2 separate regions of the Mus musculus genome follow, and region 1 is linked to region 2. A link is a loop called in an ENCODE intact Hi-C map of the cell type or tissue named here. Cell type or tissue: heart. All regions are shown on one strand. Each heading gives the region's core, and the rest is flanking DNA. Links, peaks and the distances in the headings are about the cores only. Region 1 has its middle 55 kb from the start of Akap11. Region 2 overlaps Tnfsf11 (tumor necrosis factor (ligand) superfamily, member 11).

Evidence for each region. A loop is a pair of places that touch in the nucleus more often than their neighbours do. Peaks named below come from ENCODE experiments on the same cell type or tissue, not always from the same donor. Only the 100,000 strongest peaks of a DNase experiment are listed, where the experiment ranks them.
Region 1: it touches region 2 in a loop (7-fold over the local background); 20 of 42 quality-filtered maps call a loop at or near these places.

The regions. Positions count from the first base shown.
Region 1 is chr14:78,474,045-78,490,272 of GRCm38, reverse strand. No RefSeq gene overlaps it. Among named protein-coding and RNA genes, the nearest start is that of Akap11, 55 kb to the left of the region's middle. In heart, for the core only: a CTCF peak has its summit at 7,384; a DNase peak (open chromatin) is centred at 7,382.
Region 2 is chr14:78,284,284-78,292,283 of GRCm38, reverse strand. Tnfsf11 (tumor necrosis factor (ligand) superfamily, member 11) reads left to right here. Exons shown (of 5, transcript NM_011613.3): 3 at 7,819-7,864; 4 at 7,947-8,000. Among named protein-coding and RNA genes, the nearest start is that of Tnfsf11, 20 kb to the left of the region's middle. In heart, for the core only: no CTCF peak of the experiment used is centred there; a DNase peak (open chromatin) is centred at 3,863; H3K27me3 peaks cover 356 bases.

The sequences.
Region 1 (16,228 bases), core at 3,858-11,857, 190 kb before region 2:
TAATAATAATAATAATAATAATAATAAGAAGAAGAAGAAGAAGAAGTAGTAGGAGATGAATGATGGTTGCCCTTGTCCCAGGATAGTTTCTCACTGCATCTAGAAAGTCATACTCTGTGTCTTGGCCCTGTTTCTTAAACCTGTGCATGGAGGTGGTGCTTGGTTTTGTTTTGAGACAGGAACTCCCATGGGTAACCCAGGCTAGTCTCCTAGCTAGACTTTTTTTTTGCCTTAGTTCCTGAGTCTTGGAGAAGAGAGGGTCATTTCTGAGTTCCAGGCCAACCTGAGCTACACAGCAAGATCCCATCTTAAGCCCAAATAATTTAGGTTTAGAAAAGAGACTATATTTACAGGAGAAGAGTTAGGGGCAGGTGGAGAAAAAAAAAGTACTCCGCAAGTTTCTGTTCAATCTTACTAATGAATAAAGGCAGAGACAAATCCACCCCGGAGTTCATAAGCTAGCTCCATGTAAGCCTGTAGCCTCAGTTGACCCTAAGTGGGTGGTTTAGAATGTTCAAAGCAGGTTGTTGCTTTAACATTTTTCCGTTAATCCTGTCAAAGACAAAACAAAAAACTTAAGGAGCTCATTTTCAAATCCAAACCATAAAAAGATAGAAAAATGAGAAATAAGTTTTAGGGTTTATTTTTGGTTTTTGTTTTGTTTTTTAGAAAAAGAACTGTAAAGCCATGAGTGAGGGTGACCGAATTGGAGCCCACTCAGTCCGGCATTAGGATATAAAGTAGTTGTGTTTGACGCTTTTAAGACAGGACCTGACAGAATCTGAGTGGTTGTGGTGAACCCTGTTAGTCCCAGGACTTGAGGCAGAAGCAGACTGAAGACTTGGAAGAAGGCAACGGGGAGTGACTATTTAGTGCTACAGGGTTTCATTAGGTATGATGAAATAGTTCTGGAATTAGATCTGATGATGTTGTCCAGTTCTTTGAATATACAAAAATTCATTGAATTGAGTATTTTAAAACAGTGAATTTTATAGGTAAACCCCCAAAAGCTTATATATGTAACAAGGTAAATTGTTTCTTAAGTAAAAGAATCTTTTTAAGTGTAAGGTAAAATCATTGAGACTTGGCATTTGTGGTTGACAGCAGAGTAGATATAGCTAAGAGAGAAATAGTGAATTGGAAAAAATTACACAGAATAGTTTTCAGAAAGTCAGTAATGGGGTGGATATATAAAAAGAAGTGATGTAAGTTTGTTAAGGGAGAAGGGCCAAATTTGTGTAGCTCAGAAAAAGGAAAAAAAATGGCCTAAATAATGGAAAAGATTGGTGCAAAAATTCCAGAAACAACCATGCATAGACTTAACATGAGAAAACTCAAAACCTGTATTTTCTAGGGATGCATGCATGCATGTATTTCTACTTTTTCTGGATTACTGAAAAAGGAAGCTAAAATGTCTAAAGTGATTAGTAAAAAAAAGAGAAGTTGTATTAAAAATTTGTAGAGAAAAATATATGTGAAGTAAAAGGGAGAAAAAGAATCCAGCTGTACCACTGTAAAAGCCTCAATATGAGTTAGGCCGCTGAGAATGGGAGGCTGTGAATGCCAGTCCTAAGTTGCTGTATCAACCCTCCACGGCTCTGGGGCAGTGCGAGAGGGAGCTGGAAGAGTAAGCCAGAAGATTAAATACAGGCTCTGAAATGCTGTCTTCTGTATATGGTATGGTCATTGCATGACCACTACACGTAAGAACTCAAAAGCAGCTGCGGTTGCTTGCACATGATCAAGACAGTTCCAGCATGGATGAAGCAAGGGCTCTTGAGGTTCTATCTCAAACTGATGAGCTATTTTGCTGTTGGTAGCTCAAGGGGTGGGTGATTCAATGGGAGTATTTGCCCATGTCCATATAGTTCATGATTGGGGTCAGTAGAATTATAAAAAATCAAGAGGACCTGAAGGTGGGAGGGGTAGTATTGGGGAACTGGGGGAGTGGGAGGGATGTCAGGGGTGTATATGATCAAGATACCTTTTGTGTTTATGTATGGGGTTGTCAAGGAATTACTAAAAAATAAGAATTTAAAGAAATTGCATACCCCTCAAAAATAAAGAAGATGGTAGATCTGAATCTCAAATTCCTGGTTCCTCACAGTTGTTCCTGGGAGTCTTCCTCAATAGGCTTTCTTCCTCTCTCTCTCTCTCTCTCTCTCTCTCTCTCTCTCTCTCTCTCTCTCTCTCTCTCTCTCTCTCTCTCTCTCTCTCACATGTGTGTGTGTGTTTCAGGAGAATCCAGTTTATGAAAGTACATATTAGTCAAACCACTTTGGAAGGTAATTGGGCATGACTTAAGCTGGACTTGTATATTCCATGTGACACACAATATTGTTACATATAAACTTCAAAGGAAAGAGACTGTGTATGCATGTATGTGTATGAGGTATATAAGAAAATGTGTGTAGTGGAATTGTTCTCAACAGGAAAACAGGATATTTATCAACAGACAAATCTACAATATTTATCAACAAATGTTGATACACAGTTGTCTTCCCCTTGTACTTGTTGAGAGTTCTGCATTGGAGAAATAACTGGGGACCAAGATACAGAAAAGTGGCATCTGCAGCTAATATGCAGAATTCTATTTTCCTAAACAATGCTGTTGAGTAATTATTTAAAGGGTATTATAAGCAATCTAGAAGAGATTTTAAGTATGTAGGAGGATGAACATAGGCTATATGCAAATGTGACACTTATAAAAAGAATTTACATATCTTAGGATGCTGGTGTCCACAGGGAAGCCTAGAACCAATCACAGGCATGGAGGAATGACTGTATTCATCTAATGGAATTTAAAATAGAAAAAAATGGTACAGCTATATGCATCAATCCGGAACACAACATAGCAAAAAACATCACAGAAAGGTATAAAAAACATAGAAGAATCAAACAGATAAAACCAAACATGATGGTAAATAGCGTTAGAGACACATAACTTGATAGTCATGTATGTGTGTATGTGTAGACATGTATGCACACACACACATATATATATACACACACACACATATATATATATATATATATATGTATATATATATATGAATGAGAGTTATGTTGGAGAAGATTAATAGAGAATCCAGGGTAACTTCCTGTACAGGTGAGAAAAGGGAGGGATATACAGCACAAGTGTCCGAAGCAGTAGTAATAAACTATGAAGGGTGTGCCCTGGATAATTCTTTTCAAATTATATTTTAAAAACTTTATATAGTGGTTTAAATGTGTTTGTGCTCATGTTTGCAGCCTTTATACATACAGTGCATTTTGATCATACTCCAACCACATTCCTCTCCATAACTTCTGGATCCACATGCCACCTTTTATTTCCTCTGCCAACTTAAAAAACAAAAAACAAAACAAAATAACTCACCAGGTACAATTTGTGCTGTTCATTAATGTATGTGTGTAAGGACATCCAGTGCTGTGTTGTCAGGCCTACCAAAGACCTTATCCTTAAAGAACAAGTATGTTTTCTTAGGATCTATCGTCTCTCATGAGCTCTACCATCATCTGCAGACAACTATTCTCCCTTTGAAAAACAGCTCTTGGCCTGCTATTGGGCCTTAGTGGAAACTGAACGTTTGACAATAGGACACCAAGTTACTATGCGACCTGAACTACCCATCATGAGCTGGGTACTATCAGACCCTGCAAGTCATAAAGTGGAACGCGCACAGCAGCAGTCTATTATCAAATGGAAGTGGTATATACGTGATCGGGCCAGAGCAGGTCCTGAAGGCACAAGCAAGTTACATGAAGAAGTTGCTCAAATGCCTATGGTTTCTACTCCTGTTACAATGCCATCTGCTGCCAAGCATGCACCTATAGCCTCATGGGGTGTTCCCTATGATCGACTGACCGAAGAGGAGAAGACTAGAGCCTGGTTTACTGATGGCTCTGCACGTTATGCAGGCACCACCCAGAAGTGGACAGCTGCAGCATTACAACCCCTTTCTGGGACAACCTTGAAAGACACAGGTGAAGGGAAATCTTCACAGTGGGCAGAACTTCGGGCAGTACACATGGTATTACAGTTTGTTTGTAAGAAGAAGTGGCCAGATGTACGATTATTCACTGACTCATGGGCTGTAGCCAATGGATTGGCTGGATGGTCAGGGACTTGGAAAGATCACAATTGGAAAATTGGTGAGAAAGACATCTGGGGAAGAAGTATGTGGATAGATCTCTCCAAATGGGCAAAGGATGTGAAGATATTTGTGTCCCATGTAAATGCTCACCAAAAGGTGACTTCAGCCGAGGAGGAGTTCAATAATCAAGTGGATAAGATGACCCGTTCTGTGGACAGTCAGCCTCTCTCCCCAGCCATCCCTGTCATTGCTCAATGGGCACATGAACAAAGTGGTCATGGTGGTCGAGATGGAGGTTATGCTTGGGCTCAGCAACACGGGCTTCCACTCACCAAAGCTGACCTGGCTACTGCTGCTGCTGATTGCCAGATCTGCCAACAGCAGAAACCAACACTGAGCCCCAGATATGGCACCATTCCTCGAGGTGACCAGCCAGCAACCTGGTGGCAGGTTGACTACATTGGACCACTTCCTTCATGGAAAGGACAGCGTTTTGTTCTTACTGGAGTAGATACTTATTCTGGTTATGGATTTGCCTTTCCTGCACGTAAAGCCTCTGCTAAAACCACCATTCAGGGACTGACAGAATGCCTCATCTATCGTCATGGTATTCCACACAGTATTGCTTCTGACCAAGGAACTCATTTCACAGCCAGAGAAGTACGACAGTGGGCCCACGATCATGGAATACATTTGGCCCCATCTGTGCTGGAATGGTGACTGGCTTGTCTTTTAAAGCCAACTACTGCTTCCGTGAGTTTGTAAATCCAGTGGTCCTGTCATGGCTAGAACACTTTCACCCTGGCTGGTAGCTCTTAGGGTTTTCCCATCTCCTCTTCACTATATTCCCTGAGCTTTGGGAGTAGAGAATGTCACAGTAGATGATCAAAGGCTCCAGAGACATTTTTCACAATTTGACCACTTTTGAGTTTCTGTATTAAGTGCTGTCCACAACAGCAGTTAAAAAGTCTCTCTGATGGGGACCAAGAGCTGCACTAATCTGTTGGTGTCCTAGGGTGTCTGTTACTGGGATGGAATAGCATGATCAAAAGTAAGTTGAGGAAGAAAGGGTTTATTTGCCTCATTGTTCATTACTGCAGGACATCAGGACAGGAACTCAAACCAGGCTGGAAGCTGGAGCTGATTCAGAGGCCATGGAGGAGTGCTGCTGACTGGCTCCCATGGCTTGCTCAGCCTGCTTTCTTACAGAACAAGACCACCAGCCCAGGCATAACACTTCCCACAATGGATTAGGCCCTCTCCCATTGATAACTAATTTTTAAAAATGCCTTACATTGGATGTTATGGAGACAATTTCTCAATTGAAGCTTTTCTCCCTGATACCTTTAGCTTGTGTCAAAGTGACATCAAACTGATTAGTACTGAGGGCAGTTTGACACTATGCTCACTTAGGAAAATAACATTGGGTTTACCTCTGGGATCTGTGAGCTCCGCAGCCATGGCCTCTTGGTTAGATTGACAGTACCAAGCATATATTTCCTTCCATGGAACTAGCTGTAAAGCCACTCAGAAAGTGATTTGTTGATAACTGTCATATCACTAATATACCCACAGTAGTGTCTTGTCAGGCTAGTCTTCATTCAGCTCACTGTGTGCACAGGTAAGTGGGACTGTTAGTGACTTTTCTCCTCCAGCAGCCTTTATAAAACTTCCATGGTACTATTAAAGCTAGAGGGCAGGGAGGAAGCCGCCAGTTCAGTGCCAGCTTGGTTTCTGCATGTAATAGGAACAAAGTGTATAGTGTTCTCAGCAAAAGGTTCTTACCATCAAGTTCTGGTGGGCATCCAAGAACAATAACAGTTGCTTGTGATGTTTTAGGGGTCTCCAGGTCATCCTGACCGGTAACTCAAGATGAAGTATCCCACACCTGGCTCAAACCTGGAAATTAAAAGATGATAATTTGTATAAAGTCATGGGTATGTTAGATAGCTTCTGAAATTTTTGTTAAAAAAAATGAAATGAATAGGAAAGCTGAAGAGGTTTAACCACAACAGAAAACTATTAAAATTAAAAACACTGTCTCTATATTTCCTAAATTGCATCCTCACAAGAGTACACATTCTGGCTGCTAGTCCTCTTCTACAGGCCAAGACGACGTCGCCTCTACCGTATGCCTTGCTCCTACATCTACCTGAATAGAGACCTGAACTCCAAACCTGGGTCAGCTCTGAGGTTGGAAGGAACACAAAAATCTCCTGTAAAGATAATGGGTTGGAGGAAGAGGTGGTAGGGCTGGGTAGTGTCTTAGGGTTCTCATTGCTGTGATGAAACGCCATGGTGAAAGTCTCTCAGAGAGGAAAGGGTTTTATTTGCCTCACCCTTCCATAGTGCTGTTCATCACTGAAGGAGGTCAGGACAGCAACTCAAACAGGCCAGGGACCTGGAGGCAGGAGCTGATCCAGAGTCTGAAGGAATGCTGCCTACTGGTTTGCTCCCCACGGCTTGCTGGAACCAGGCTCACCAGACCAGGAATGGCCCCACCCACAATGAGCTGGGCCTCCCCCATCAATCACTAATTAAGAAAATGCCCTACAGGCTTGCCTACAGTGTTTTATAAATTGAGATTCCTTCCTCTCAAATGACTTTAGTTTGTGCCAAGTTGACATAAAAGTAGCCAGCACAGACAGGCTTGAAGGAGGCTTTTAGGCTAGAGAGATGGCTCAGCCGTTAAGAGTACTGACTGCTCTTACAAAGGTCCTGAGTTCAATTCCCAGCAACCACATGGTGGCTCACAACCATCTGTAAAGAGATCTGACTCTGTCTTCTGGAGTGTCTGAAGACAGCTACAGGGTACTTACATACAATAAATAAATCTTTAAAAAAATGGCAGGAGAGGAAAGCTGTCCTTGTCAACGAGAAGGCAAAGTTGTGCCCTGGCCACTGTGGTCTTGGGACATGAGTAGCAGTGCTGATTGATGGCCAAGGCTAGCTTGTGAAACTCAGAACTGAGAGGTTGGCACTCTGGGTAGCCAGCCACAGTGGTATTTTGGCACTCAGCTCTCACTGGTGGTTCCTAGCTGCCTCCAGCCAGGATGGATTGGTCACAGAGCTAACAGGACTGGATGGCTGCTGTGCGGACACACTGCCTTCCCACAGACACCCTGCAGCTTGTCTTTCATAGTTCACTCAAGGTAGTACTTGTGACCAACTTGGGAGCACATAGTGTTTCAGGGTAATAAAAGGGAGCCTTTGGAACAGGGCAAACCAAGCCATGCCCCAGCCGGGACGCTGACTGTGCTCCTGAAGCTGCAGTGTTCCTGTGTGCCTGAGGGTGGTACCGCAGCACAGCCTATGGCTTACAATACACCAAAGCTCCCTCGCTAGAGTGAGCCTTCCGTAGTCTCCCGCTTTAGGCTGGTTCCTAATTTAGCCTGTATTTTCAGGTCTTCTTTTGCTGGCGTATTTCCATCCCCAGTCACAATCGGAGCGTTTTCTTCTTAAGTTACTAAAAGGAAGCTTTTCTCTGCCCAAGTTCAGCTTCAGTTTCAGGGCAGAGCTGCTGCTTTGGTCACAAAACTCTTACCTGAGCAGCACCACCTGGTGTGGGCCAGCCTGTGGCGCCTGGCATCCTGCAGAGGGAAAGTCAGAGCGGCCCTGTGCATGGTCAGGTGAGCTCAGATACAGTGCACCCTGCACACTGCACCTCAGCGTCTGTCCGTCCTCTCTGAAGGGAACTAGCTGGCCTTCATGGGCTAGAGTGCCTTCTCTAAGAGGTTTTGGTTTCTTGACTTTGCTTTTGAAAGGAGCCAAAACCATGGTCCAGGTGATAGTCTTCATCCATGGTTGCAATAAGGAGCACTGAAAGGCAGTGTGGACAAACCTGTCTCATAACTTTTGCATCCTTGCATGACTTATGCTCTGGCCTCTACAATATGGATATATATATATATATATATATATATATCCATATATATATATATATTTTTTTTTAACTACACTTCATTTTGGGTTTTGCTTCATTATTTTGTTGGATTCATGGCTTTGTTCTGTGAAAGGTGAGCCATTCTTCATGTACTTCCAACGCGATAAAAGGATTCAACATAAATTCATAATATAAGGATCCCTTTAATATTGTCTTCTGTCCAAATTCATCTTACCATGTGCTCGTAAATGTGTTTCAGGACTGATGCATGTGATACATGCTGGGATCTAGAAGATATTAAATGTTGTTTGATTGGTCAGTAGTATGCAGGAGGGGGGAAATGTATACTGGGGATATAGTTAAAACTTCATGAATGTGATTATTACTTAAAGCAGGGAGTCTTTGCTCTTCCCAGCCAAGCTGAAGAGAACAGAGCAGTACCTACCCATGTAGTCCCATTTCAATTCTTGAGTTTAGCACTTATATTTTTCATTATTTTACTACATTTTTAAAATTTGTATGTGTGCAAGTATGTGGAAGTCAAAGGACAGCTGACAATAATTGTTCCCTCCTCCTGTGTGGGAACTGGGGATTGAACTCAGGTCACCAGACTTGGTGTCAAATACCTTTACCCACTGAGCCATCACTCTTTATAATGCAAATAAGTTAAAACAGAACATTATTTGTAGTTGGCAGAATAATGTTTGCCTCTAATATGCCCAAATACATAACCCTGGAATCTTTGACTCTGCTACCTTCCATGGCAAAGATTTATTTATTTATTTATTTTTGGTTTTTTTGAGATAAAAATTTTTCCATGTAGCCCCAACTGACCTGGAACTCATTTTATGGACCTGAATGGCCTCAGAGCCAGTGGCTCTGCCCCCTCGGTGCTGGGATTAAAGGTATGCACTACCATACCCTGCCTTCATTTACTTATTTTTTCTTGAGATGGAGCACCGTGTAGCCCAGGTTGATCTCCAGCCGACTGTAGATGAGAGTGGTCTCGAACTCCTGATCCTTCTGCTTTCACATGTCATGGAGTTAAGGGCCCTGACAGGGGGAACTGAACCTGAACTATCTATGAGAGTTCAATGAATCTCCTGAAATTGGGAGAGCCTTAACCAGGTCTGGGCTTTGCGCTGTGTGATTGAAAAACCAAGGATGGAGAGGGATGTGATACCTAGCTGTGAAGGCCGAGGAAGGCTTTGAGTCAACAAGAGCAGTGGCCATTGGTAACTGGAGCAAGGGTGAAAATGGATTCTGGGAGTATCTGGAGGGGGAGCTCCCTTTGCACCCCCCATGCCCCCTGCCCCTACCCCCCACCCCCCTACTACCACCTCCACCCTGGGGACACAGCAAGATCCGTGTTAGATTTCTAACCTCCAAAACTGCATATTAAGGTGCCCAGGTTATGTGATTTATTAGGATAGCTAGTTCAATATGGTAGCCACTAGCCATGTGTGTGATATTGCTGACTGCCTGAAATGTGACCAGTCCAAAACAAGGAGTGCTGTAAATACCAAATGCAAATAGATTCCAAAGCTTTAGTGTGGAAAAAAAAGTAAACAAAACAAAACAAAACAAACAAACAAACAAAAACGAACCCCTTTAATAATTTATTCATATTGAAATAGCATTATTTGGAATTGGTTGTTTAGATGAAATAAAACACGTTAATTTTGTTTCATTTAAAAACATTTTAAAATATGACTGCTAAACTTTAAAGGGCAGCTATGGCTTACATTCCGGGCCCACACATTACTTCTATTGAACAGAGCAATAATGCCAAATCCCTGAGAGATAAGAGGCAGGTTTCCTGTGTCCTCTTGTCCTGGAGCATAGAAGTCTTTATGCCCTCACCAGACAACAGAATGTCTAGCACATGCTCAGAAGTTATTAACAGAGCATGCATTATCAGTGTTGCTGATCCTGGAAAGTCTTTTGACAGGTCAAAGGCTGGCAATTTCATTTGGACACAGTTGTCCCCGAAGGATCTAGAAAACATAGTCTAAATAGAACATGGGATGCAGCAACCGAGTTTTCCCCTTTTTGACCAGCATTTGTGGTTCCGTCTTTACCTTCAAGGATGGGGTCATTTACCATTTCCAGAAACGAAAAAATGTCAAAAAAAAAAAAAAAATAGAAGGCAGCTTGTAAAGTTATAGACCAAATATCAAGCAACATCCACAGATAGCCTCTACTTAACGTCTGTGACAGTCTCCCAGCAGGTGCAAAGAAAGCTATCGGAAGCTCAGAATTAGGAGACTGACTTCATTTCTGAAATTTTGATTCTCTGATTTGCTCCATGATCAATTTCGCATCCCTTAATCCTATTATCACAGCTGCTAGTGTTTACATTGACTGGGGCTGAGAGCTGTGTTGGTTAATTAATTTTAGTGAATGGTTTTCTACTTAGAAACACTTTTAAATACCAAAAAATACCTTGCTTCAGTAACAAGTTATCCTTGCACAGAATTTGAGAATATTATCAGTTGATTCCTGACAGCCCTGGCATGGATGTGAAAGATCTCGGGTGGTTCTATGGGTCTCCCAGGTCCAAAATACACTATTTGAAACATACTCACCGAAGTCATATATAGCTAAAGGTTGCTTTCTTCTCCTTCCTGCATGAAGTCATTGCTTAACTCAAATGAACTTTGTGCCATTAAAATTGGGAAGTGCAGTTTCTTCCATTGCCATTTGAGTCTGTTTTGAGGTATTGTGGACGGAAATGTCCTGGTTATTGGGTTGGGATGATTCATGGAGTGGAACAGTCTGGAACCAAACTTTATCTTGTCTTCATCTTTATTTTCCTTGCTGTATGGAGACTTATCATTTGAGGTCGGCAGTATGGATTTTGGCTGAATTTCTTCAATAATTTTTTTTTCTGTTTCTTCACCTCAGACCAAAAGTATCCAAACATAGACTGCTTTCCAATTGCAAACCTGCTCACGACCCCTCTAAAAGGCTGCTAACCTCTTAGAAAGTACGGTAAATGCTCTCTGGCACTGGTTAGGTTGCAGAGTTGTTGGTTGGGGTGTTACAATGTGAACCCAGAAGCAAGAGAGAGAATTAGGAATAAAAACATTGCCAGTGGATATGGATACCACGCGCATGTAAACACACACACACACACACACACACACACACACACACACACACACGAGCACAGGCTGAGCTCATTAGTTTAATTCCCAGGCTGGGACTCTGTATGGGGGAACCGATGAGAAGATGCTGGTAGCCTAATTATTTGTTTTTAATTTAAATTGTTTTATTTTTGTTTTTGAGACAGTATCTCACTCTAGACTCTAGACTTCCCCAGAACTCACTATGTAGCCCAAGTGGGCCTTGAACTCAGGGAAGTCCTCCCTCGATTACATGCTGAGATTACAGCAGTGAACGGTCAAGCCTAGAGATAGCCTAGGTTTTGAAGACACAATGTCGTTGTGTTTAGGGCCTGTGCTCAAAGTGTGACTTTTGACAGACAGTAGGGCTAGTGTGGCGGTTTGAAGGGGATGTCCTTCGTAGTCTCAAATATTTAAATACTTGGCACCTAGTTGGTGGAGCTGTTTGGGTGAATTTTGGAGGTGTGGCCTTGCTGGAGGAAGTGCGTCACTGGGGTGTGGGCTTCGAGGTCTCAGAGCCTCATTCTCAGTGCTCAGTGGTACTTCGTGCTCAGCTTTATGCTTCAGCTCCCAGGCCTGCCTGCTACTCTTCCTCCCTGTATGATGGTGATGAACTCTTATCCCTCTGGGACCATAAGCCCAAATGAACTCTTCTGTAGATTGGTTTGTTCGTGGTGTTTTGTCAAACACAGCAGAAAAGCCACTAATGCAGCGAGTTTAGTTAAACAAACGTGTGTGTTTGTGTGTGTGTGTGTACACCCTCATCCCTGCCAGTGTGTAAATACGGATATGTGCGTCATAAAGCGCATGTGGCAGTTAGGGAACAACTCTCTTCTCTCCTTCTGCTTTTAAGTCAATTTGAAGGATTGAACTCAGGTCATCTGCCTTGTACAGCGAGTGCTGTATCCTCCAAACCATCACCACAGCCCTGTTAACAGTTGTATACTTGTACTGGCTAGTTTTATGTCAACTTGACGCAAGCTAGAGTCATCAGCGAGGAGGAAGCCTCCGTTGAGGAATGGCCTCCATGAGATACAGGTGTAAGCCATTTTCTTTTCTTTCTTTCTTTTTTTTTTCTTAATTTATTTTTTTAATTAGGTATTTTCTTCATTTACATTTCAAATGCTATCCCAAAAGTCCCCCAGACCATCCCCCCTAACTCTCCTACCCACCCACTCCCACTTCTTGGGAGTTCCACCGTACTAAGGCATATAAAGTTTGCAAGACCAAGGGGCCTCTCTTCCCAATGATGGCCGACTAGGCCATTTTCTGATACATATGCAGCTAGAGACAGGAGCTCTGGGGGTACTGGTTAGATCATGTTGTTGTTCTACCTATAGGGTTGCAGACCCCTTTAGCTCATTGGGTACTTTCTCTAGCTCCTCCATTGGGGGCCCTGTGTTCCATCCAATAGTTGACTGTGAGCATCCATTTCTGTGTTTGCCAGGCCCCGGCATAGCCTCACAAGAGACAGCTATACCAGGGTCCTTTCAGCAAAATCTTGCTGGTGTATGCAATGGTGTCAGCGTTTGGAGGCTGATTATGGGATGGATCCCCAGGTATGGCAGACTCTAGATGGTCCATCCTTTCGTCTCAGCTCCAAACTTTGTCTCTGTAACTCCTTCCATGGGTGTTTTGTTCCCAATTCTAAGAAGGGGAAAAGTGTCCACACTTTGGTCTTCGTTCTTCTTGAGTTTCATGTGTTTTGCAAATTGTATCTTGTATCTTGGGTAGTCTAAGTTTCTGGGCTAATATCCACTTATCAGTGAGTACATATCAAGTGAGTTCTTTTGTGATTGGGTTACCTCAGGATGATACCCTCCAGGTCCATCCATTTGCCTAGGAATTTCAAAAAGCCTCAAAGATATGGGCACAGGGGGAAAATTCCTGAATAGAACAGCAATGGCTTGTGCCGTAAGATCAAGAATTGACAAATGGGACCTCATAAAATTACAAAGCTTCTGGAAGCAAAAGACACTGTCAATAAGATAAAAAGGCCACCAACAGATTGGGAAAGGATCTTTACCAATCCTAAATCAGATAGGGGACTAATATCTAATATATACAAAGAACTCAAGAAGGTAGACTCCAGAAAATCAAAACCCCATTAAAAATGGGGCTCAGAGCTAAACAAAGAATTCTCACCCAAATACCGAATGGCTGAGAAGCACCTGAAAAAATGTTCAGCATCCTTAATCATCAGGGAAATGCAAATCAAAACAACCCTGAGATTCTACCTCACACCAGTCAGAATGGCTAAGATAAAAAATTCAGGTGACAGCAGATGCTGGCGAGGATGTGGAGAAAGAGGAACACTCCTCCATTGTTGGTGGGATTGCAAGCTTGTACAACCACTCTGGAAATCAGTCTGGCGTTTCCTCAGAAAATTGGACATAGTACTACTGGAGGATCCCACAATACCTCTCCTGGGCATATATCCAGAAGATGTTCCAACCGGTAAGAAGGACACATGCTCCACTATGTTCATAGCAGCCTTATTTATAATAGCCAGAAGCTGGAAAGAACCCAGATGCCCCTTAACAGAGGAATGGATACAGAAAATGTGGTACATTTACACAATGGAGTAAGCCATTTTCTTAACCAGTGATCAGTGACAGGGGTGGAGAGATGCCATTGGTGGCCCTGCGTTCTGTAAGAAAATCATCGGTGGCCCTGAATTCTGTAAGAAAATCATTGGTGGCCCTGCATTCTGTAAGAAAATCATCTGAGTAAGCTCTAGGGAGCAAGCCAGTAAGCAGCACTCCTCCATGGCCTCCATACGTCAGCTCCTGCCTCTAGGTTCCTGCCCTGTGTGAGTTCCTGCCCTCACTGCTTTTGATAATGAACGTGTTATATGGAACTGTGCGTGAAATAAACCCTTTCCTCCCGGGTTGCTTTGGCCATGGTTTTTCATCACAACAATTGTAACCCTATGACAATCCTCTTCAAGTAAACTCCTTTAATGATCTCACAAGACTTCTATTTACTATCAAAGACCGTCTCTTTAGCTCAAACTACATTCTAATTGATCAGCTTTTGGGAATGCCATTAGACCAAGCACATCTGTATTCAGTGGAATCAGACTTTGAAGACATGCATGCTGCCACCCCTCTGCCGCTCCTTTTCTGACGAATGAATATCTTTTGTCCCTGTACCATGGTGTTTCTGTTTGAAGGCTGCTGGAACGAGAGGCAATGGGAGGCCATTTATTCTCTTCTGAATTTTTCTGTGTGGGCTTGCAGAGCTGGTGCGGCGTGTGGGGTGGTCCACTGGTCAGTCTGTAGCCATCATCACCATTCAGGGTTTGTTCTCTGTCAGTGTGATGCGTCCTAGGGATTGATGAAATAGAAGGAAATCTGGCCTGTGCTGAATATTTTCAGAGTGGCTCAGCATGGAGAATATTTATTGCCCAAGGAAGGAAAAGGAAGCCAGCTTTGTATTTGGGGCTCCTGGCACTCCAAGGTGGAGGGAAGTAGATAGACTTCTCATTAACCATTTTTTTTTCTATAGTTGAGCAAGTACATCTTGGACTGTAGCCTTTTAAAAGACTATGCATGCTGTGGGACCTCTTAGCTTAGCTCTTCCCGCTTCAGGATTACTCAGTCCCATGTAAGGTCTACTAAGTTATAGCCTCTAGCAGTGGGATATTGGAAATTTCTATTTATTTCAGAGATTTTTTTTTAAATTTCAGAGACACTTTAGGTTTACAGAGAAGTTTCAAAAAAAAAAAAAGCATAGAGCATTTCCATATATCCCCACATGTTGTTTTCTTCACTAGAGTGCTAAGGTATGTATGGTACTGCATTGTGTTTGTGTGGCTATGAAACACATTTAGGAAGGAAAAATTTATTTCAGCCCATGGTTTCAGGAGGTTTTACTCCATTGGCTGAGAGAGCATCTTTACCAGCTGAACTCTCTCACCAATCCTCAACTTCATTTTTAACCCATACATAAAACCACAAACATGGTATATAGTAACAAGGTACTGTGGAGTGTTTCAATAAATGGATATATTGTACAAAAATCTTAATCAGGGTATCTATAGCTGCATCTTCAAACATTTATCATTTTTTATGGTGAAAACAGTCGAAGTCCTCTCTTCAAGCTTTTTGAGACACAATACAAATTGTTATCTGACTGACACTGCACCATGCTACAGCCCAGCCCAGCATCTCATTCCCATATCCTTGGGGAAGCTTAACTCCAGATGCTAGCAGTCACCGTTTAATTTCAAATTTGGGAACTTATTATAGGTTCCACACATGAGTGAGATCATGTGATATTTGGCTTTCTGTACTGGCTTACTTCTTTTGTTAGTTAGTGGTTGCCTACTGTTCCATGCCTGACATAGCAAATGACATGCTTTCAATCTTTTATTTCCTTCTTTTCTTTTTTCCTTCTTGTCTTTCTTTCTTTCTTTCTTTCTTTCTTTCTTTCTTTCTTTCTTTCTTTCTTCCTTCCTTTCTTCCTCCCTCCCTCCCTCCCTCCCTCCCTCCCTCCCTCCCTCCCTCCCTCCCTCCCTCTCTCTCTCTCTCTCTCTCTCTCTCTTTCTTTCTTTTGGTTTATGCTATTCTTTTGTGTGTGTGACCTTCATTTTCTTTATTCATCCACACTGGATGACAGTTTAGGTTGTCTACATCTCTCAGCTCTTGCTGATGGCACTGCATAGTCTCAGAAGTATAGGTGTCTCTTCAACATGCAGATTTCTTGGACTTGGTGTATGTATGCTGCAGTGAGATTCCTGAATCATAGTTATTGATTGATTGATTGATTGAGGAGTTTCCGCACTGTGTACAACAATGCCCATGAACATAATTTCCACCAGCACAATGGAAAGGGTTCCTTTCTTCTCCAGCCTCTGCAGTGACAACTCATTGTGGGTTCTGTTTATGTCTGCCTGATGATTCATGATATTGAACATGTCATCATAACCGTTATACTCATTTTGTATGCTTTCTTTCTGAACGATGTCTAGTTAAGACTTACTCATTTAAAAACCAGTTTAATGTCTTTGTGGTCATTGAGCTTTTTGAGTTCCTTGTGTATTCTTGATATGTCAGCTGGAGTTTGTAAAATTTTAAGCTCATTGTGTGTGCTGTCTCTTCACTCTGGTGACTGCT
Region 2 (8,000 bases), core at 1-8,000:
CTTTCTCTCTGTAGCCGTGAGCCTGTTAGGGGCTTTTCTCTGGTGGCCTCTTTCCATTGTCCTCCTCAGTGTCTGCAGCGGCTGGTCTGACATCTTGGCTGCCCTGGGACTCCTACTCATAGAGTATCACGAACAGGGCTGGGAGACTGTGAAAGCCATCCTTTTGTGAGGAGGCGGTGTTTGGTGATGTAGAAAGCTCTGCTAGTTAGTGTATGGCTGGCATTCTTGTTGCTGTGGACACAGCAAAGCAAAGGCACGCCACACTCCTCCGTTGAGCCCCTGCATACCCCCCCTCCCCTTTAAAAATGCGTAGCATAATAGAAGACACTTTAAAGTTGGGCTTTTACGAAGACTAATACCGCTGTCATAAGGCATTTGCTAAATCAAAGCCCAAGGAGACCTTTAACCACTGCAGAAGCTTCCTCATTTAAACCATGAAGGTTAAACAATAAAAACTAATTTTCTATTCCCAGAGTACCCATTGCCCTTCCAGGAAAAGCATCACTCTTCTTTATGAAAACAAGGACGCATAGCTCCTCGGGCGGGCTCTCGGTGTAGAAAGTACATCAGCAGTTGTAGAACGTCTCTTCTGCTCACTCCTGGAAGAAATGGTACCCATGTGGCCGTCACGGCCAAGTTCTTCACCAGGAGCTTTCAAAGACGTCCATGGCATTGGCTCAGAGAGCAGGAGGAGGTCCGACCCTCAGGTTCAGTGGGTTAGAAACCCCTTCTGCCTTTGCCCTCTCCTTCTTTTCCTGAGCTGCTGGACTTCATCCCTCCCTCATGGGGATGGTGAGGAGTTGTGTTCATTCTGAGAGCTCTCCCGGGGCTAAGGTGAGGGGCATCTCTGGTGACAGAAGAGGGCTCTACAGTCTTAGCTTTGGGGACTCAAGGACTCCACCTAAGGACCTGCACCATCTTAACTAAGGACAAATAACCATCTCTCTCTGGGTATGAGCTTTAGGGTCAGGGAGAGCCGAGATAAGGATTCTAAGTCCTGCTCTGGCAGGGGTTGTACAGCGACACGGTAGTTGCTCTTCCAGTTCTTGGAGGTGAAAAAGCTTTGTGCCTAAAGATGACTCACTGAAGGTACCACTAGGGCATTCTGGCTAGGTACAAGACCAAACCAGGAACGATACACCTTGCAAGTCAATGGGGAACCAAAACAGAAACAATATTCCTTGCATGTTAAGGGTTCTTTTTGCATTTAAGGCAGTTAAAAATAAGTTCCTGTTTGTCCTATGTTAAGCCCTTGCAAATTAAGGTTTCTATTTGTAATTAAGAATAGGTTTCTGTTGATAAGTTATTTCTCCGCTGGTCAAATGAGCCAATTCCAGCCAGATTAGATTATATTAAAGAAAGGTTTGTTGGGAAGCTACTCTTGGGCGAGTTCTCTGGCCCCTGGGAAGGAGGCCAGGGAAGTCGCCATTGGAAGAGAGAGAGGAGAGGGGGGAACTAAAGAGAGAAAGTGTGCATGAACAGAGAGAAGGGGAGAGAGAGAGAGAGAGAGAGAGAGAGAGAGAGAGAGAGAGAGAGAGAGAGAGAAGAGAGGGAGGAGAACAAAATGTGTGGATTATATAGAGAAGAGCCCCTAAGGGAAGGGCAGCCCAGCCCCTGGGCTGGAAAGTTCACGGTTGGGGGCAGAGTATGCCAGCTAGGGACTGAGGGATGCTGGGAGAACCTGGAGGCCAGGTCTGCTTTGGTGTGTAAGATAAGCATCTCAGTCCCTTGACCCAGGATCTGGAACCAAGCACCCATTTCTTAAATCTGATGTAAACTGCAACCCCGTGTACGTGATGTACACTGTACCCTCGTTCCATCCCTATCATTCTTTCTAACAATGTATATAATAGCCAACTCTCACCCCTGTGAACACCTTACCTCTTCTTAAAAAAAAAAAAAAAGGAATTTCATGAGGCCAGCAGGGGCTGCTCTCTTGAATCCTGAGACTTAGGGTGAGTCATCTGGCTGACGAGTTCGTGGTGCATCCCAAACTACAGCTTGCTTGCTTTAATTGGACAATCGTGGATTTGGTCTTTTCTCCTCAAGATTCTCAGGTTTAGCAAAAGGAGCAGCAGGTATCAATGGTGCCCATGAATGGGAAGCCAGGTTCTGGCACCCGGCACCATCAGAAGCAGCTCCACACAGTACTGCCGGCATCTACCCACAGTGCTGCCAGCATCCTTGAGGGAGGAGGTGGCCCACAGGGGAGGAAGAGCTATGAAGCCAGGCAGTCAGCTCAGTTAACAGCTTATTGCTTTCTCTACACCCAAAGACTTCAGATAGCAAGTGTTCCAGTTTTCCCCTTGACCAAAACAGTTTCTAAGTCTTAAGATGTGGAAGGACAGTGGGATACGCCTTGCAAAATTCCTATCTCCTAATCGTGTACTTGGTTGCTTTGGCAACCAGCTCCCATCCCTTGAGTTATCTCATTGGCATGAATAGGTCTGGTTGAAAAAGGTTTATGAATAACAGAAGATGCTCCTATCCCCCCTCTCCCTCCCTCCCTTCCTCCCTCCTTCTCTCTCTCTCTCCCTCTCCCTCTTCCTCCTCGTCCTCGTCCTCCTCGTCCTCCTCGTCCTCGTCGTCCTCCTCCTCTTTCTTCTTCTTCTCTCTGTCTCTCTGTGTCTCTCTGTCTCTCTCTCTCCCTCCTCCTCCTCCTTCTCTCTCTCTCTCTGTCTCTCTCTGTCTCTCTGTCTCTGTCTGTCTGTCTGTCTGTCTGTCTCTCCCTCTATCTATCTTGCAATATCACAGAGGCCCAGTCGTGAGGGGGCCTTATAAACCTTAGGACTGTACTTGTTCCTGAAGTCACCAAGTGATTTCAAGAAGAGGAGGGACAAGTTCCCCTTGTACTTAAGATGCTTTTTCCTGCCACCATCCATGCATCTGTCTGTGGCACAAAGACTGTGAGATTAGGTAGGAAGAGGCAATTGTCTTCCTGAGGAGTGATGGGATCTTGATGCTGCAGCCTGGGCCCGGGAGGAGGAGATAGGATTTCTGAGCTATTTACCAAGTAGAAGTCCACAGGACTTCCCAGCAGGAGTGGGAAATGGACTATTCATTTCCAGAAAGAGCCGGGAGTGTGGCATTCAAGTGCTAACTGGCTGATGAATGCACTATTCTTGTAACTAGGTTGGAGAAGAATTACATGAAGGGTATCATTAAGATGTTAAAATGAATGCATTACATATGTTAACAAGTGTATGAACCCTGTATTATATCTGGCAAGCGGGGTGTTAAATCCTTGTTCAACCAGCCAGATGTCCCTGCAGCTGCTGTGGTATTGCAGAGGGAGGCAGCCACCTGAGACCCTTGCTACTGACTGCTGCGATAGTGTCTAGTGTCGGGAGCATCTGGCTGTACAAATTGCTTCTCCCGTGATTTGATTGACAGGTACCAATGGATCACGTGATTCCTATCACAGTCCAAATGGGATTTCAGACTGATAAACCCAGACTCCAATAACTTGACCTTTTACATGGAACCTAGGCAGCTGGGACATATATTTTTATTATTTAGAAGGATGGTATCCAGATTGCAGTCAAACAAACATAAAACCAATTTAATCTTATATACTCGGGGTCTTGTTCCTAGTAGTTAGTTATTTGGCAGTTTGTAAAGGCGGTTTAGAAATTGGTTGGAAGTGTTGAAATCCCTAGAGCCAGCCAAGGACTTTCAAGTACAACTCAGAGTTTGGTATTTATTCTTACCAGTGTGGCCTCCCATAAGTGGGCCCAACTTCTCAAGATGAGCAGCTATTTCCTGGGTTTGGAAAAAAAAAACCAACAAAAAACCAACCCTCCTAAATCATTTAAAAGGCCATGCAGGGGTCTGAAGGGAGCTAGGTCCTAGGAGACTGGATGCTTTCGCTATCACACTCCTGGGAACCACACTCTTTTGGATGTCCTGTTTAAGAAAAGTCGCACAAAGTCAAGACCACAGTTACACAATTGATCTTTTGTATGCCGTGCTCCCTGGAGGAGAGATTGTGAAATCCCAGCATTTTTTCCTATGAGTTAAACTACAGTTGAAATTAAGAAAAAAAATCAAATCAGTTGTTTTCATGTCTCTGCAGATGTACTCTGACAGAAAAGATGAAAAAAATTAATGTAATCTACTTTGACAGAGCACTCAGTGTTGAAACTTCCCCATTGGAAAACCTGGGACTGTCAATTGGGACAATGTCCACTAGGTGGCACTGTGTCCGAACATTTATCCTTGACTTGGCTGCAATTTTGGGGGGGGATGCCCACTTTATTCACTTTCCTCTTTTCCTTCTGTCTTGTTCCCTTTCCTTGTTCTGTTAAAGGAAGCTGTTATCGTTTTGGCCTAAATTATGCTTATCTAAAAATGAATACATCTTTTTGAAAAGACTACTTGTTACAGTTTGACCATAAATTCGTTCATTAATTCATGGTATTTCTTATTAGCTCTCACAAGGTTAAAGATTCTTGTTGTCCTGGATAGTTTATACAAATCAAGATAGGTGTGTGTGTGTGTGTGTGTGTGTGTGTGTGTGTGTGTGTGTGTGTGTGTGCGCGCGAGTGTGTGTGTTTCGCAGGTAGCTGTGTTCTGGGAAGGCAGATTGTTGATCTTCTAAGATAGGGAAGTCAGGTAGAAAACTGGGTTTTCTAGAGCAAAACTTGATAGTGGGATCTAGGCAAGGGGGGTGGTAGGGAGGGAAGAGGACTCTGCTCTGTTCCACACTCTAAGATCTGTCCAGGCTTCTGGGATGTTTATTCTATGCGTTTCATATAATTCTAAAGGATACTACAAGGGAAAACTTGGTTGGCTGAAAACATAAGGCGTTACTATGTTTCAATGTGTGGGATAGAAATGTAACTCTTTGAGTGGACCTGACTCATGAAAACACTCATTTAGCAATCCCGTTTCTCAAAGCATGCTGTGGGTTAGAGTCCACCTTACAGCATCTTTGGAAAATATCAGTGCGATTTGAGACCAATGGCTGTGAGTTGGACCAGGGCGACTCCAAAGTTTCCACTGAATTGCAGCTGTGTCCCCCAGCGGGAAAGCATCAAGTTCTACTTAGAAGACATTTATGTGTGCATGTGAAAGGGTGCACTTGTGTATGGGTGCGTGTGCGTATGTGTGTGGAAGCCAGAGGCCACTTTGGGGTATTGTTCTTCAGAAGCCACACACATTGGTTTACTAGGACCCGTCCCTCACTGGCTTGAAGAGTGACGATTAGCCTAGGTTGGCTGTCCAGAGAATTCCAAATATGAGCTTGTCAGTGCTGGGGTTATGCACTGAGCGCTGAGATGACCTACTGAGTGCTGGACCTACCTACCAAGTGTTGGTATGACCCACTGAGGGCTGGGATGGCCTACTGAGTGCATAGGTTAACTACTGTGTGCTGGGATGACCCACTGAGAGTGAGGATTACGAGAGTGCACCAATGTCTAGTATTCCAGGTTCTCTTATTTTTAAAATCCATCAAACAAACCCCCACTGGTTCCGGGGATCCAACTCGGGTCTTCTTGGTTGCACTACGCCAACTGAGCTATCCTTCAGCTAAGATTACGTTTTATTCGTCTCAAAACCCAAAGACAGTTTAAAATGATAGATTTACTAGAATGGATTGCCCTCAAATAGCCATTTCTTTGGGGTTCGGAAGATTGGGGTAGAGACATACATGCTGAGTATTGTGTCTGTGTGACCAGAGCTCACAGAGTCATCATAAGATCCCTTTTTGGTATTGAAACTTCCTTTCTGAATGTCTGAGAAGAATTACAGTTCTTGGGTTCTCTAGAGATATAACACAAAGGCATCACCTCCCTGGGTCTCTAACGAGCGCTCTAATTCATCCTGGGACATGAACCCTTTCTTCCCCTGACAGCAGGCATTGAAAGTGCTTCTGAGAGGTGCTATTTATTGAATTTTCTTGTAACTAAATGGGTCTGTGGCAGCTCTGACCTAGAAGCCACTGATTAAATGGGCAAGGAAAGTGCGTTCACAGTGGAGAGGGAGAAAAAGACCCCTGCCCATTAATCTGGGGCTTCAGCCTGCTGCTTGGTCTGGGTCTCAAGCTTTAAGATCATTTCCTCATTTGCCCATGTAGAAATCCTTTCAAAGGGGATTTGTCGATCTCAGTAGAGACTGCAGCAGCAGCTGCTAGTGTGTTAGAAATTCAAGTCAGAGACTCCAGCCCAGGCTTCCTGGATCTCAGACGACCTGATCCTGCAGCTGGCACCTGCCTGCCCTCCTTTAGGTCAGCATGCACCACCCTCAGTTTTGAGTGTCACTGCCCTGGCCACAGTGACATTTTTCTTGATTTTTTTTTCTATGATGAGGTGTGTGTGTCTGTGTGCATGCGTGCGTGCGTGCGTGCGTGCGTGCGTGCGTGCGTGTGTGTGTGTGTGTGTGTGTGTGTGTGTGTGTGTGTGTGAATCAAGCAAAATCAGAAAATTCCAGAAATTGGGATACCATTGGGAATCCCAAGAAGAGAACTGTGGACTAGAGGTCAGCAGGGGTGGGGAGGAAAAGGAAACCAACTAAGAGCCATTGCTTTGTCTAACGCAAGAAGCCACCATCTGCTTAACATTCCCTACAGTGGGCTTCAGGCTGCACAGGGACCCAGGGGTAGGCCAGGACAGAGGCTGACCTTATGTGACCTCAGTGGTATCTCTAAGAGTTATGAAAAACAGAATAGATTCTTATCTTCTTTGGGGTTGTCTGAAGGCAGAGAGAACAATAAAGAAGAATAAAATCTTATCTCTCATTGCCAAGAATTGAATTCATGTCATTTTACCTACCCATTTATTGGTCTGACTATAAGGAGTATAAGGCTGAAAGCCTTTCTGTCTACATAGGGAAAGCTCTTGCTACGTGATCTATTCTTTAGACCTTGTGGGGTAGTAACAGTCGGCAGGAGTATTTATCCCATTAAGTGTGAACTGGGACTCCATCTTGTGTTGGTAGTTCCAGGTATCTGGGTTTACTGGGCACTCGGGCTGGGTGTTCACCTATATTACCTCATCTAACCATCCTGACTGGTCTGCTCTTGAAGCCATGATCTGAACCAAGGCAAGACTAGAGCTTCAACAGGCTCTGCCTTATGGGATATTTTGTTAGCTAACGTCTGAATTGGGTGGGCACATGGTCACTTGGTAGAGGCTTCATTCTGGGAGCGCAGGTTAAATATGCAGTTATCTACTCCTATGTTCTTATACTCAATCGTCATCTGGCTTATGCATCTAGACTTGTTTCCTGCAGTATTTTAATTATTGGCATTCTAAAAGCTTTTAGACTTTCATATAGTACTTTAAACACACTGACTTAAAAAAAAAAAAAAAACTACTGGGAGCCAGGTATCATTCTCTTACTTGTGGGCTGAGCCTCTGCATCATAATAGAAACTCACTACTGAATTCCATAGAAAGAGGCCCACTGGAGTCTGAAGAGAACAATATATTTTATATACACTTCATTTCCATTTATGTACCTGTTATATATTAATTATGCTCAGTTGTTTTGTTTTATAATTTAACTTTGTTTCCTTTTATTGCCTCAAAGGATTTGTTTGGTGGTGGTGGTGGTGGTGGTGATGTGTGTGTGTGTGTGTGTGTGTGTGTGTGTGTGTGTGTGTGTGTGTCGGACTTTTTAAGCATTTTGGGAGCTCAGATGCTAGGAATGTGCGATCCAGGAATTCTGTTGCCTCTCAGCTTCTGGCTTCATTTTAAAGCATCCTAACTGATTTTGCATCTGGTAGTCCTGCGTAAATATATATATATATATTTTTTTTTTTCCCGCTGCTTTACACAAAGAATGAGTTTATGAATACAGTTCTCCTTTATTTCAGGAACTGCAACACATTGTGGGGCCACAGCGCTTCTCAGGAGCTCCAGGTAACTATGAGTAATTTGAATGAGTGTTTGAAGTCCTGTATGGGTGGTAGTCTTTAAGCTCATGAACTTCTGTCATCCCCAGCTATGATGGAAGGCTCATGGTTGGATGTGGCCCAGCGAGGCAAGCCTGAGGCCC